3 separate regions of the Homo sapiens genome follow, and all the other regions are linked to region 1. Evidence: chromatin contacts called from ENCODE Hi-C or POLR2A ChIA-PET data. All regions are on one chromosome and are shown on one strand. Each heading gives the region's core, a stretch centred on a gene start or an enhancer-like site at or near the end of the contact. The rest is flanking DNA. Distances are from core to core; before and after follow the strand shown.

Region 1 (3,761 bases), core at 295-2,794:
AGGGACCTAGCAAGGGGCCGAGGCCAAATCCCACTCCTGGCTTTCATGCCCTTGTCCCCTCTCCCACCTGAACAGTCACCACAGCCACTTCCAGCCTGTGTCCTTTGCCACAACCTCATCGCTCCAGCCTCTCTGCTCCCAGCCTGGTGGTGGCACCAACCTGAAACGCATGCTGCCCACCTCCCCTGGGTGCCTCTCAACCCTGCCATCCAGCCTGGGACCCCCCCCTCCCCACCCCGCAGGGTAGAGTCACTCACAAGCCTGGAAGAGGTCACAGTCCCTCCCACTGCAAGCCTTTCCCAAAAATTTCCCCTCAAAGCCCCCTATTGGATGACTGTGCCCAGGGCCGGGCTCCATAGGGCCGGCGCGGGGTCCAAAGCCTGAGTGGGACCCCTCACCCTCCCACACCTGAGGTCTCCTCTTTCTCCCCCGCACCCCTTGGCTTCTTCCCATCCTGTATGCCGCACCCCCCACCCCGCCCACCAGGAAGGCTTGTGTGGAGGACCAGGCTTCAGACCCCACTGGGTGATGGCGGGGGGCAAAGGGGAAGGCCTGGCCTGGCCAGGGGGAAGGGGCGAGACCACTAGGTTGAGGTATGTGTTTTCCTATTGTTGGGGCTCAAAAATGATACCCCAAAAGTTTGGCGCTCTGGCATGATGAATACTTTGAATAGGAAAGCCTTAGAAGCTGCCTCAGAATCAAGGATTTAACGACCTTTCCGTCACCCCTTCCCAACTGCAGAGACTCTCCAACTTCCTTACAGATGACTAAGGAAACTTCTTTCTACAAGAAATGCAATTGTCTTAAGACCCTCTCCCAAGGAATCTCATTAAATAACCAGGAAAGATTCCCCACCAATCACCGGGAGAAGAGAAGAGATTCATACATTCTTAGTTCAACCCCTTATTTCACAGGTGAGGAAACCGAGGCCCGAGAACGAGGTTGACGGTGCGTGGTGAGTTTAGGGACAATGAATATGACAGCCTCGAGGTGCAAATGGCCTTGCTCAGGGCCAGCAGGTTTTGTCACTAGCGCACCAAGGGCTGCCTCCGCTGGGTCTGTTTTCTCATCTGTAAAATGGGCGTGCGCAATCAATTCGTGCCACGCGGGGCTTGGTGAGAAACAATGTACGCGGGTGGCGGGTGGCCGTGGGAAGAGCACCCCGAGCCCCTAGGCTCCCTAGTTCACCCTCGGCCGCCCAGCTGCGACGCCGGCGCGCGGGGATCATCCCCGCCCTACTTCGAGCCGAGGCTCTCCTGGGCTCCCAGCCGGCAGCAGCTGCGAGGGGGCAGGAGGCAGCCCCGGCCGCCCCGGGCCTTACCCTGCCAGCTCCAGAAGTAAACTCGGAAGGCTGAGGCCCCGCGCGCTGCGCGCCGCTAGCACAGCGGAGATCTGCGGCAGCTTCAGCGCGGCGCACACGCCCAGCGTGCTCCAGTTACACAGCCCCAGCAGCGCCGCCTCCATAGCGCCACGGGCGCGGGCACCTGGGCGGCCGCAGCGAGAAGGGACCGCTCAGCCTCGGCGGCGCAGCTCTGCCGAAGCCTTCCGCCTTCCCGGGATCCGCCCGGGACCACCCGGCCAGGGCCCGCCCCTCCGCGCGCCGCCAGGCCCCGGACCCGCCTCGCTCCGCCCCTCCCCTGGACGCACCCCGCCCCCGGGCCCGCCCCGCCCCTCCCGCCCGGGCCCGCCCCGCCCCGCCCCTCCCGCCCGGGCCCGCCCCGCCCCCTGGCCAGCCTCATCTCGCCTCGCCTACGGGCCCGCCCGGGCTCGCTCAGTCCTCGGACTACCCTCATCTCGCCCCGCCCCCAGATTCGCCCCCTCCCGGTCGGCCTCACCTAGCCCAATCCCGTGGCCAACCTCGCCTCGCCCCGCCCCTCCTCGCCCCGCCCCTCCCCTCCTAGCCCCGCCCCGGGCGACAGTCCCACCCTGGCCTGCGGGCTCCACCAGCAGCTGCTTCGCATTTCCGCGTTCTTGCCACCCGATAGTTTAGCCGCCGCCGGGAGCCGCCCTGGAAGTCCGGCTTTTCCACGGGTTGGGTGGACCGAGAGGCAAATGGCCCCGGGGGATGGGCCATTCTGCCGGGATTTTTCCCTCCCTGCAAGTGTTTTAGTTTCTCTCACTAAGCATTTCAGGAGTTAAAGCCTCCTGCTTAAGGGCTGAGTGCACCCTCCCGACTTACAGGTGGGGAACCAGGCTGGAGAGACTTTCTGGGACCAGAGCCCCAGGGTCGCCTCATTTGTGCCCTTTCAGAGCACGCGGCCTGTCTCCAGCCTGGGACTGAAGGCTTCCCTCCTAGCGGCGTGGGCCCTGAGGGGCCACCGGAAGCCTTGAACTTGAGCACTTCACAGTGAAACTGTTTCTTAAGGATTTCTCCTGATAAAGTAACTTGGACGTGGCCGTCTAAGCCACAAACTGAGGGAAAGGGAAGGACGCATTTTCCAACCTCTGAAAATCGCCTGTGTATTAGGGCCTGGTTATGAAGCAGGCAAAAAAGCACCAAAATGCAATGCCAGAATCCACGATCCCTGGTTTTGTGCCATAAATCTCAGCCGGGAAGTGTGAGGGACGGGAGCTGGGTCAGCTTCGGAGTTCGGAATTCTGGCCGAGGCTCTTTCTCTCCAGCCTCACCGGCCCATCACCTCCGCCTATGGAAAAAAAAAAACAGGTGCTGAGTCCTGCCTCCCAAGTCTAAATGAGAAAAGGATGTTCAGAAGGGAACCCTTAAAGGAAACGGCTTGGACCTGCCCTGGCTAGATCGATACTGATCGTTATTGACCCCGCGAAGCGGGAAGATTGCTTGAGGCCAGGAGTTCAAGACCAGCCTGAGCAACATAGGGAAACCCCCGCCTCTACTAAAAATACAAAAATTAGCCGAGCGTGGTGGCGCGTGCCTGTGGTCCCAGCTACTCGGGAGGCTGAGACAGGAGGATGGCTTGAACCCAGGAGGCGGAGGTTGCAGTGAGTCGAGATCGCGCCACTTCACTCTAGCCTGGGAGACAGAGCCAGACCCTGTCTCAAAAATAAATAAATAATATGTATATAAATTTTTTGAAGAAGAAAATAGAGAAGAGCTTTTTTTTTTTTTTGAGACGGAGTTTCACTCTTGTCGCCCAGGCTGGAGTGCAGTGGCACGATCTCTGCTCACTGCGACCTCCACCTCCGGGGTTCAAGTGATTCTCCTGCCTCTGCCTCCCAAGTAGCTGGAATTACAGGCATGTGCCACCACTCCCGGCTAATTTTTGTATTTTTAGTACAGACGGGGTTTCGAACTCCTGACCTCAGGTGATCCACCTGCCTTGGCCTCCCAAAGTGCTGGGATTACAGGCATGAGCCACCGCGCCCAGCGTAAAGAGCTTTTTAACAAGCATCAGCAGCAATGACTATAGGAACATCTAGAACCTGTTGAGTGCCTCCTGCGTGCCAGGTGTTTTACTTTCATCATGCCATGTGATAGGTCCCTTGATGCAAGGAGGTGGTCCTGGTTGGAAGTGCCTGGTTCCTGCCACATGGCAGTGGAATCCCCCTCCCTCCTCTTCCCCTTCTGCCCCAGCCTTTATTCCAGGGGTTGGCCAGGATCTGGGCCCCCAGGACTAGCCTTAGGAGGGAACTGCTCCCACCTGGGGTCAGCCTGCGCTAGCACTTGGGGATGCAGGCAGCATGAGGGGCCTTTGAGAGGTATGAGTGCCCCCAGGACCACGCAGGGAGTGGCCTCCTCCATTGTGGAACAAATGCTGCTCCTGGCCCAGGACACTGCAGCCGCC
Region 2 (3,634 bases), core at 488-2,987, 260 kb before region 1:
CACAATAAAATCCAAACTCCTTACCATATTCTTTACACAGTGTACCCTGCCTACTTCTTGGGCTCCATCTCCTCCTACTGACTCCCTAGCACTCTGCAGTCCTGTCTCTCTTGGCCTTTTTGCTTTTCCTGGAGCGCACCAAGCTCATTTCCATCTCAGGTCATTTGCACTTGCCGCCTCCTCTCCTGAAATGCTCTCCACCCACATCTTCACATGGGTTGGTTGTTGTCTTCCTTTATGTAGGTTTCTAACTGAACCTACCTTGACCAGTCTTTCAAAAAGAGTACACCCCAATCACTCCAATTCTTTATCCTGCTTTACTCTTTTTTTTTTTTTTTTTTTGAGATGGAGTGTTGCTCTGTCACCAGGCTGAAGTGCAGTGGCACAATCTCAGCTCAACATCTGCCTTCCGGGTTCAAGCGATTCTCCTGCCTCAGCCTCCCCAGTAGCTGGGATTACATGTGCCCACCACCACACCCAGCTAATTTTTGTGTTTTTAGTAGAGATGGGGTTTCACCATATTGGCCAGGATGGTCTCAATCTCTTGACCTTGTGATCTGCCCACCTTGGCTTCCCAAAGTGCTGGAATTACAGGCATGAGCCACTGCACCCAGCTTTTTTTTTTTTTTTTTTTTTTTTTTTAGACAGAGTCTCACTCTGTTGCTTAGGCTGGAGTGCAGTGGTGCGACCTCAGCTCACTGCAACCTCCACCTCCCAGATTCAAGTGATTCTCCTGTCTCAGCCTCCCAAGTAACTGGTACTACAGGGATGTGCCACCATGCCTGGTTAATTTTTTTGTATTTTTTCGTAGAGATGGGGTTTCACCATGTTGGCCAGGCTGGTCTCAAACTCCTGACCTCAAGTGATCTGTCTGCCTCATCTTCCCAAAGTGCTGGGATTACAGGCGTGAGCCACCATGCCCAGCCTATCCTGTTTTACTCTTCTTTATAGCACCATCTCCACATGAAATCACACCACACATGTTCATGCACTTGTTTACTGTATGTCGTCACTGCTGTTCCTGAAGCTCCATGAGGATGGGGTCTTAGCCTGCCTTGGTCCCTTGCTTTATCCAGGGTGCCTAAAACAATGTCTATCGCATATCAATCACATAGCAGAATGTCTATCACAATATTTATTGAATGACTGAATCAGCAAACTCACATATAAAATTTGGGACAATCCAAAACTTTTTGAGAAACAACTTTTAGACTCAACACACAATGGGTGTACGTATCCTTTTTTAGCACATGGCTCATGTAGAGGCCATTTTATCTGTGATGGATTTACCACAGGGCCACAGTGCTTACAAAGAAGAGAGAGAATTGAACATTCTAAAGCGCGTTTAGCGCAAGGAAGGTCCTGCCTGGGCACTGGAGTTCTGGGTGGGACTTTGTTTTCCTGCAGCATAGTAAGGTACTGACAGATTCAGACTTTGGTGCATTCCCAGGACATGTGGCTTCCAGCAGAAAGGTGGGTCATTTCCAAGCAGTCGAAGCATTTCGTCTGTGCGACACAATTTAGAGCCCTTCCAGAATCCATTTTCTCAGTGGACCTCCAGGAATTCCCTGTCAGGAAAGAGTCAGACCTGCAGGGGGAGCTGATAGCATGCGTCCATCCTGGAAAGCCTCAGAAAATGGGGGTCCAGAAATCTAGCTATTCCTTCAAGTGGGATGGATTTAAAAGGTTATCGAATTTTATAAACATCCAGGATATTATTCTCTTACTCCTGCCAGAGGCTGAGAAATTGAAAGATTCTTAAGACTCAAAATCGCAAGTGGTCAAATTGCTTTTATACAGCCCGTATACGGCAGGATTTTATCGGAACTCTGGGGCCACTTCCTCTTCAAGGATAGATTTGAGAGTCCCTTATCTCCTTGTCTACAGACGTTGCCAAGGTGGTGGCTCCAAATGATGGTGAAGAATGCACAAGAAACACTGTCAAAATTCTGCCTCAAAAACACAAGAAGCCAGCTCTCATTATGAGATAGAAACTCTTGTGGGTTTATTGAGAGGACCCCAGAATTTCGCTTCATGCAAACAAGAGCAAAACCATGTGACCGTCCTGTTCAGAGGCCGAAAAATACTCAGCAAAATGGAAATCACTGTATTAATCTTTGTTTATTCACAAATAGCCAGGTCAGAATTAATTATCAAACCTTGCTTCTAAGTTCACACCAGGAACTCCATTAAGCTTTCCTGAAGCTGGTTTTTTTTTTGTGGGTCATAAAGTTTGCTTACTCTCAGACTCCAGTCCTTCAAGGCAACCCCTGGCAATGACAAAGAGTCCTAGTTCCCATCCCACTGTCACTCTAACAAGAGCCAGAATAGTGAGAAGGAAAAGGGGGTGGTTCCTCTCCGCCTGCTGTCCTGTGTTAGATCTGGGAAAGGGCAGGAGGAGACCTTTGCTGAGAGTGGTGGGCCTGGGACTGCCTCCAAGGCAAAAGTATTCAAGTCTTCACAGTGGCCTCAGCATCTCCTTTTCAAGCTTGTGAATTCCTGGACTTCTTTCTCAAGATCTTAAAACCAAAACAGCATATAGAAAAATACATTTTTCAAGGTTGCTCATTCCTTGTCCACACGGTAACATCCATGTCAGTGTATCTGATTATGTGCTCAGATCTCAGCAAGCTGTGGCTGCAAAATAAGGATGCATCTAGATTGTAATGACTTGGAGTCATCACCCGCCCAAAAGAGCAGAAAATTCAGGCCCCCTTCCCTTGGTTCCCTTCCTCAGGGTCCATGTTTGTCTACTATTACTTACATAATTAATAGCTCTAAAGGAATGCATCTTACAACTAACATCAAAAATTAAAAACACAACTCTTGGAGTACCTCCAGTTCAAGGTGTTGGCTGTTCCTAGTTGTCTGATGGTCATCCTCAGCCTGTGTGCTGAGGATCCACTCATCTGGTCGTCCCTGCTTGGAGTTATCTGCACTGGGATAACTGGAGGTGGGAGGCAGTGGAAATTTCGATTCCCAATGCCTCTCAGATTTGTTGCAGTCTTCCTGGATGTATCATCAGCATATGAAATAGGCATAGAGGGAAGAGGGGCTGCTTTGGCCGTGAATGTGACACATACGTACTTTGGACCTGTTGGGTTTGAGACACCAATGTTTCCATTACTGCATCTTGAAGGGTAGGGGCTTGAGGACCTCCGAGATTCTTCCAGATCATTCATGCCAAAGGCAAACCCTATGATGGTGTATGCTGATATTTGATGACAATGGAAAATGAGGTGTGTGCTTTTGGGAAGACTCTATCAGGCATATGGAAAGCGCTCTGGTGTTTGCCCCTTGCTCTTATGGCCTTCCTGTCAATTTCTTCATTTGTGACACGCTCATGCATCCATTCTTCATTTATTCATCCCCCTTTCCTCTCAGTTCTCAAAACATTGTATTTGGGACTCTTCTGGCATGTGTTTTCTCACATTGCATTGTGTCACCAATGCATGTTGGATAAATGAATGGAATGAGAAAGGATGGGGAAGTCATGTTTTGGCAAGTACTCCCACACAGGAAGAGAGCTGCAGCAAGAAAGTAACCAGACCACCCCCGCCCCCTAAAAAGCAAACATTTAAAAAAAACACAAATGGATATAAAACCCAATGAACTCCATGTCCTTACGATGAAA
Region 3 (3,765 bases), core at 1,113-3,612, 360 kb after region 1:
AGGATACAGTTCTGGAAAACAAGTAAGACCATAAAATGTCAGTTTTTAATGTGTCATAATTTTGAAGCCAGAGTGGATACCTTGTATAAGATAGTTGTTTTTTAACAGTATGTTAAAGTGGTGAACTCTCAATTAAAGAATAATAGAGGATTGGATCCACCGATCCCAGAGGGAACCAGCCCTCCAGCCTGCTCATTTGGCCTCCTCAGAATTGCTGTTGCCAAAGCCAGTCAGTCCCAGGGCCTCTTGCCACACCTGCAGTCCAAGTACCAGGCCCAGGAGCCACGTGCTGGCATCCCATGGCACTTGTAGGTCCAGAGTGGGGATGGGATGGACGGGTTTTCCTCTAGGTAGGCTTTGGCAAACCGTGATGAGATTGGATTACCTCTTGGCCTGTATCTGTGGCAGTCAGCCCCAAATCCATGGAAAATTCTACACAAATGGATAGGGAAGAAGAGAGAGAGAGAGGAGCAGATTGGTGTTTTAGATGCCCTTATGTGAAATGTGAAGCTTACACTGATGTTCTTGTGAAAAGACAAACTTGAAGATCTATCAATATTAAATGGGCTTTTACTTTTAGGAGACCAGTTACACTAGCTTCTTTATACAGGCTCAGAGCTTACCCAGAGATTTCATGCTCTTGCCTTTTATTTTAAACTTAGACATTTAATGAGCATAGTTGCCTGGCCCCCTGCACCCTGCCTGGCAACAGAAAGCAATGCTGACTGCTTCTTAGATTTAGTACTGAAGAACATTCTTCGAAAAAAGAAAAGGATTAAGTGTTATTTTTAGCTCTGTTGACTGGTAGGGACTTTGTCTATGAAAGATGTAACATAACATCCTAGGATGAAGCAGCAGCTGTACTTGAGTCTGAATTAGAACAGTGTTGTTCAGGTGGTTTTTTGAGCCATGTTGAGGTTTCTCTCTAAAAATAGCTGGTGACAGCATTCAGGTACAGGTTATGTGTTGTACTGAATGTATTGATAATTACTTGAAAGTAAAAGACTATTTGCCAAGCAAAAATTACAGTGCTGAGGAATGTACCCAATTTGAATACAACCGTTTTCACTATTTTATTCACTAAAGAAAAACCCTAAAACTTTGTTAAGATGTAGCAGTAGTGTTATTATTTAAAACAGGAAAAGTGTTCTTCTTGGCCCAATTGTTTGATGTTTAATGTCATAAATGACAGGGCAGAAGTGATAGTTCAAGTAAGAAGGATGTGATTGAGCTGACAGACGACAGCTTTGATAAGAATGTTCTGGACAGTGAAGATGTTTGGATGGTTGAGTTCTATGCTCCTTGGTGTGGACACTGCAAAAAGTAAGTGCCTTCTACTAAGTAGTCTGTTCATTCACAGTGTTTTCAGTACATTCATTAGCTTATTTTGAAAGAGCTGAAGTAGATAATAGATCACCACTAAGATCTCTTCCAGCAAAACTCTGACTCTAAGTGAATATTAAACATTGACATTAGCGCCAAGAGCTTCCACTCTCCTATTGCCAAAGATTAACAAGGGACTGGCTCATGTCTGGATTTAGGGGCAGTGGTGGAATGGGAAGCTCATGTGAAGGGTAGCATTGTATCTTTAGTAAAGCCACACACAAAATGTTTTCTAGGTGTGACATAATTGGGGATTGGGCAGAAATGCACAGATCAGTTAAAAAGTATAGGCTAGGCATGGTGGCTCACACCTGTAATCCTAGCTCTTTGGGAGGCCGAGGCAGGCGGATCACTTGAGGTCAGGACTTTGAGACCAGCCTGGGCAACATAGCAAAACCCCATGTCTACTAAAAATACAAAAAAATTGGCTGGGTGTGGTGGCGTGTGCCTGTAGTCCCAGCTACTTGGGAGGTTGAGGTGCAAGAATCTCTTGATTGTGGGAGGCAGAGGCTACAGTGAGCCAAGCTCACACCACTGCGCTCCATCCTGGATAATAGAAGGAGACTCTGTCTTAAAAAAAAAAAGAAAAGAAAAGAAAGGTGTTTGGGCTGCAAGTTAAAATGCAAGTATTTGGCCTGGTGAGGTGGATCACTTGAGGCCAGGAGTTTGAGACCAGCCTGGGCAACATGGGGAAACCCTATCTCTACTAAAAATGTAGAAATTAACAGTGGGTGGTGGCACACACCTGTAGTCCCAGCTATGTTGGAGGCTGAAATGAGATCACCTGAGCCCAGGAGATTGAGGCTGCAGGGAGCCATGATTGCACCACTGCACTCCAGCCTGGGCAACAGAGAGAGACTGTGTCTCAAAGAAACAAAACAAAACGAATATTTTTCTATAGCCTAGAGCCAGAGTGGGCTGCCGCAGCTTCAGAAGTAAAAGAGCAGACGAAAGGAAAAGTGAAACTGGCAGCTGTGGATGCTACAGTCAATCAGGTTCTGGCCTCCCGATACGGGGTGAGTATACTTATAAGGCTCATTTCATTGTGAAATACATGGTGTTTCGTTACTTCTTCCAATACTCCAGGCCTCCCTATGAGGTAGTAAAGGAGATGTTTAAACCATTTTGTAAGTGAAGAGATAAAGTCACTTTATTGTCATAACTAACAAGTCTGAAACTCAGGACTGTCAACTTTTCCCCCTAATGTCACACTGCTTCTGGTATATACTTAATGTGAGGTTTCAGCTTGCCCAGACTTATTCAAGTTGCTCATATGGCTGTTGTGAGTTGGTCCATTTGTTCTAGGGCAGGTACTTTGTGTTAATTATATACCAGGGCTTGAATATGATTGGCTAAACTTCACAGACTGTTAAAACTCCCTGATTGATAATTGACCTCTGTGAGTCATTCCTTTGAAATCTGTGCAGTCTGGAGAACAGTTTTGTTACATTAAATTACCTATAAGGCCAGAGTGGTGGCTCACACCTGTAATCCCAACACTTTGGGAGGCCAAGGATCACTTGAGGCCAGGATTTCAAAACCAGCCTGGCCAACATGGTGAAACCCCGTCTCTATTAAAAATACAAATATTAGCCGGGTGTGGTGGTGTGTGCCTGCAGTCCCAGCTACTCAGGAGGCTGAAGTAGGAGAATTGCTTGAACCCAGGAGGCAGAGGTTGCAGTGAGCTGAGATTGCACCTGTGCTCTCCAGCCTGGGCAACAGAGTGAGACTGCTTCAAAAAAAAAAAAAAAAAATTACCTATAAGGTGGTTTTAGAAACTGTAAAGATTGTGTTATTTTGCATTAAGTGTTAATTGGATTTTATCCTCTGACCTTTTTTTAATAGATTAGAGGATTTCCTACAATCAAGATATTTCAGAAAGGCGAGTCTCCTGTGGATTATGACGGTGGGCGGACAAGATCCGACATCGTGTCCCGGGCCCTTGATTTGTTTTCTGATAACGCCCCACCTCCTGAGCTGCTTGAGGTAAACCACTTCAACTGCTTGTAGTCCAGAAAGCTTTTTTAGCTGATGGTGAGGAATGTTAAAGCAGTGTGACACACTGTTCATTTTATGCCCTTAAAGATACTCTCTTTAAAGTGGTTTCTATACTTTGAAATGGAAAAAAAGTCTGATAAATTGCTTTTCATAACTTTTAGCATTAGAATAATTACACTGAACAGAAATACGAGCTTCTTAAAGATAGAGTGTATTCAATCACTCTTGCTTATCATTCTCAAAGTAATAGAACATTTATCAAGTACTAATCATGTAACAGGCACCGTTCTGGTGTCTTTGTATAGTTTTGTTTTGTTTTGTTTTGTTTTCATTTAATTCTCACATGAACACTGAGAGGTAGATACTGTTTTTAATCTCCATTTT

The links. Hi-C counts contacts between places; a loop is a spot of excess contacts on that map. ChIA-PET counts read pairs that join two places held with the same protein, here RNA polymerase II (POLR2A). Pooled maps may share reads with other maps.
Region 2: a loop to region 1 is called in a map of K562, with 3 times the contacts of the local background. The contact joins the enhancer-like site here to the promoter of SLC66A3 in region 1. A Hi-C loop is called at or near these places in 4 of 168 maps with a recorded cell type or tissue (K562, cardiac septum, ectodermal cell and 1 more) and 11 of 50 pooled maps. POLR2A ChIA-PET finds 5 or more read pairs at or near these places in 6 of 52 experiments (OCI-LY7, Panc1, WTC11 and 3 more).
Region 3: a loop to region 1 is called in a pooled map, with 3 times the contacts of the local background. The contact joins the enhancer-like site here to the promoter of SLC66A3 in region 1. A Hi-C loop is called at or near these places in 2 of 50 pooled maps. POLR2A ChIA-PET finds 5 or more read pairs at or near these places in 3 of 52 experiments (BJ, CD4-positive, alpha-beta T cell and activated T-cell).

Annotation. Positions count from the first base shown.
Region 1 is chr2:11,153,250-11,157,010 of GRCh38, reverse strand. It overlaps SLC66A3 (solute carrier family 66 member 3), which reads right to left and starts at 1,544. Exons shown (of 7, transcript NM_152391.5): 1 at 1,322-1,544. The coding sequence starts at 1,464. It also overlaps a transcript of CIMIP5 not described here. RefSeq lists silencers at 1,128-1,367, 1,478-1,957.
Region 2 is chr2:11,410,159-11,413,792 of GRCh38, reverse strand. The region is part of intron 2 of LOC105373429 (a long non-coding RNA gene); the gene reads right to left. Among named protein-coding and RNA genes, the nearest start is that of LINC00570, 18 kb to the right of the region's middle. Within about 2 kb of position 1,737, at least 2 of the 41 ENCODE cell types and tissues checked have a DNase peak (open chromatin) inside an H3K27ac peak, as active enhancers do; they include Panc1, where a contact is called at or near this core.
Region 3 is chr2:10,789,353-10,793,117 of GRCh38, reverse strand. PDIA6 (protein disulfide isomerase family A member 6) reads left to right here. Exons shown (of 13, transcript NM_005742.4): 5 at 1-22; 6 at 1,193-1,323; 7 at 2,285-2,399; 8 at 3,229-3,369. Among named protein-coding and RNA genes, the nearest start is that of PDIA6, 22 kb to the left of the region's middle. Within about 2 kb of position 2,362, at least 6 of the 41 ENCODE cell types and tissues checked have a DNase peak (open chromatin) inside an H3K27ac peak, as active enhancers do; they include CD4-positive, alpha-beta T cell, where a contact is called at or near this core.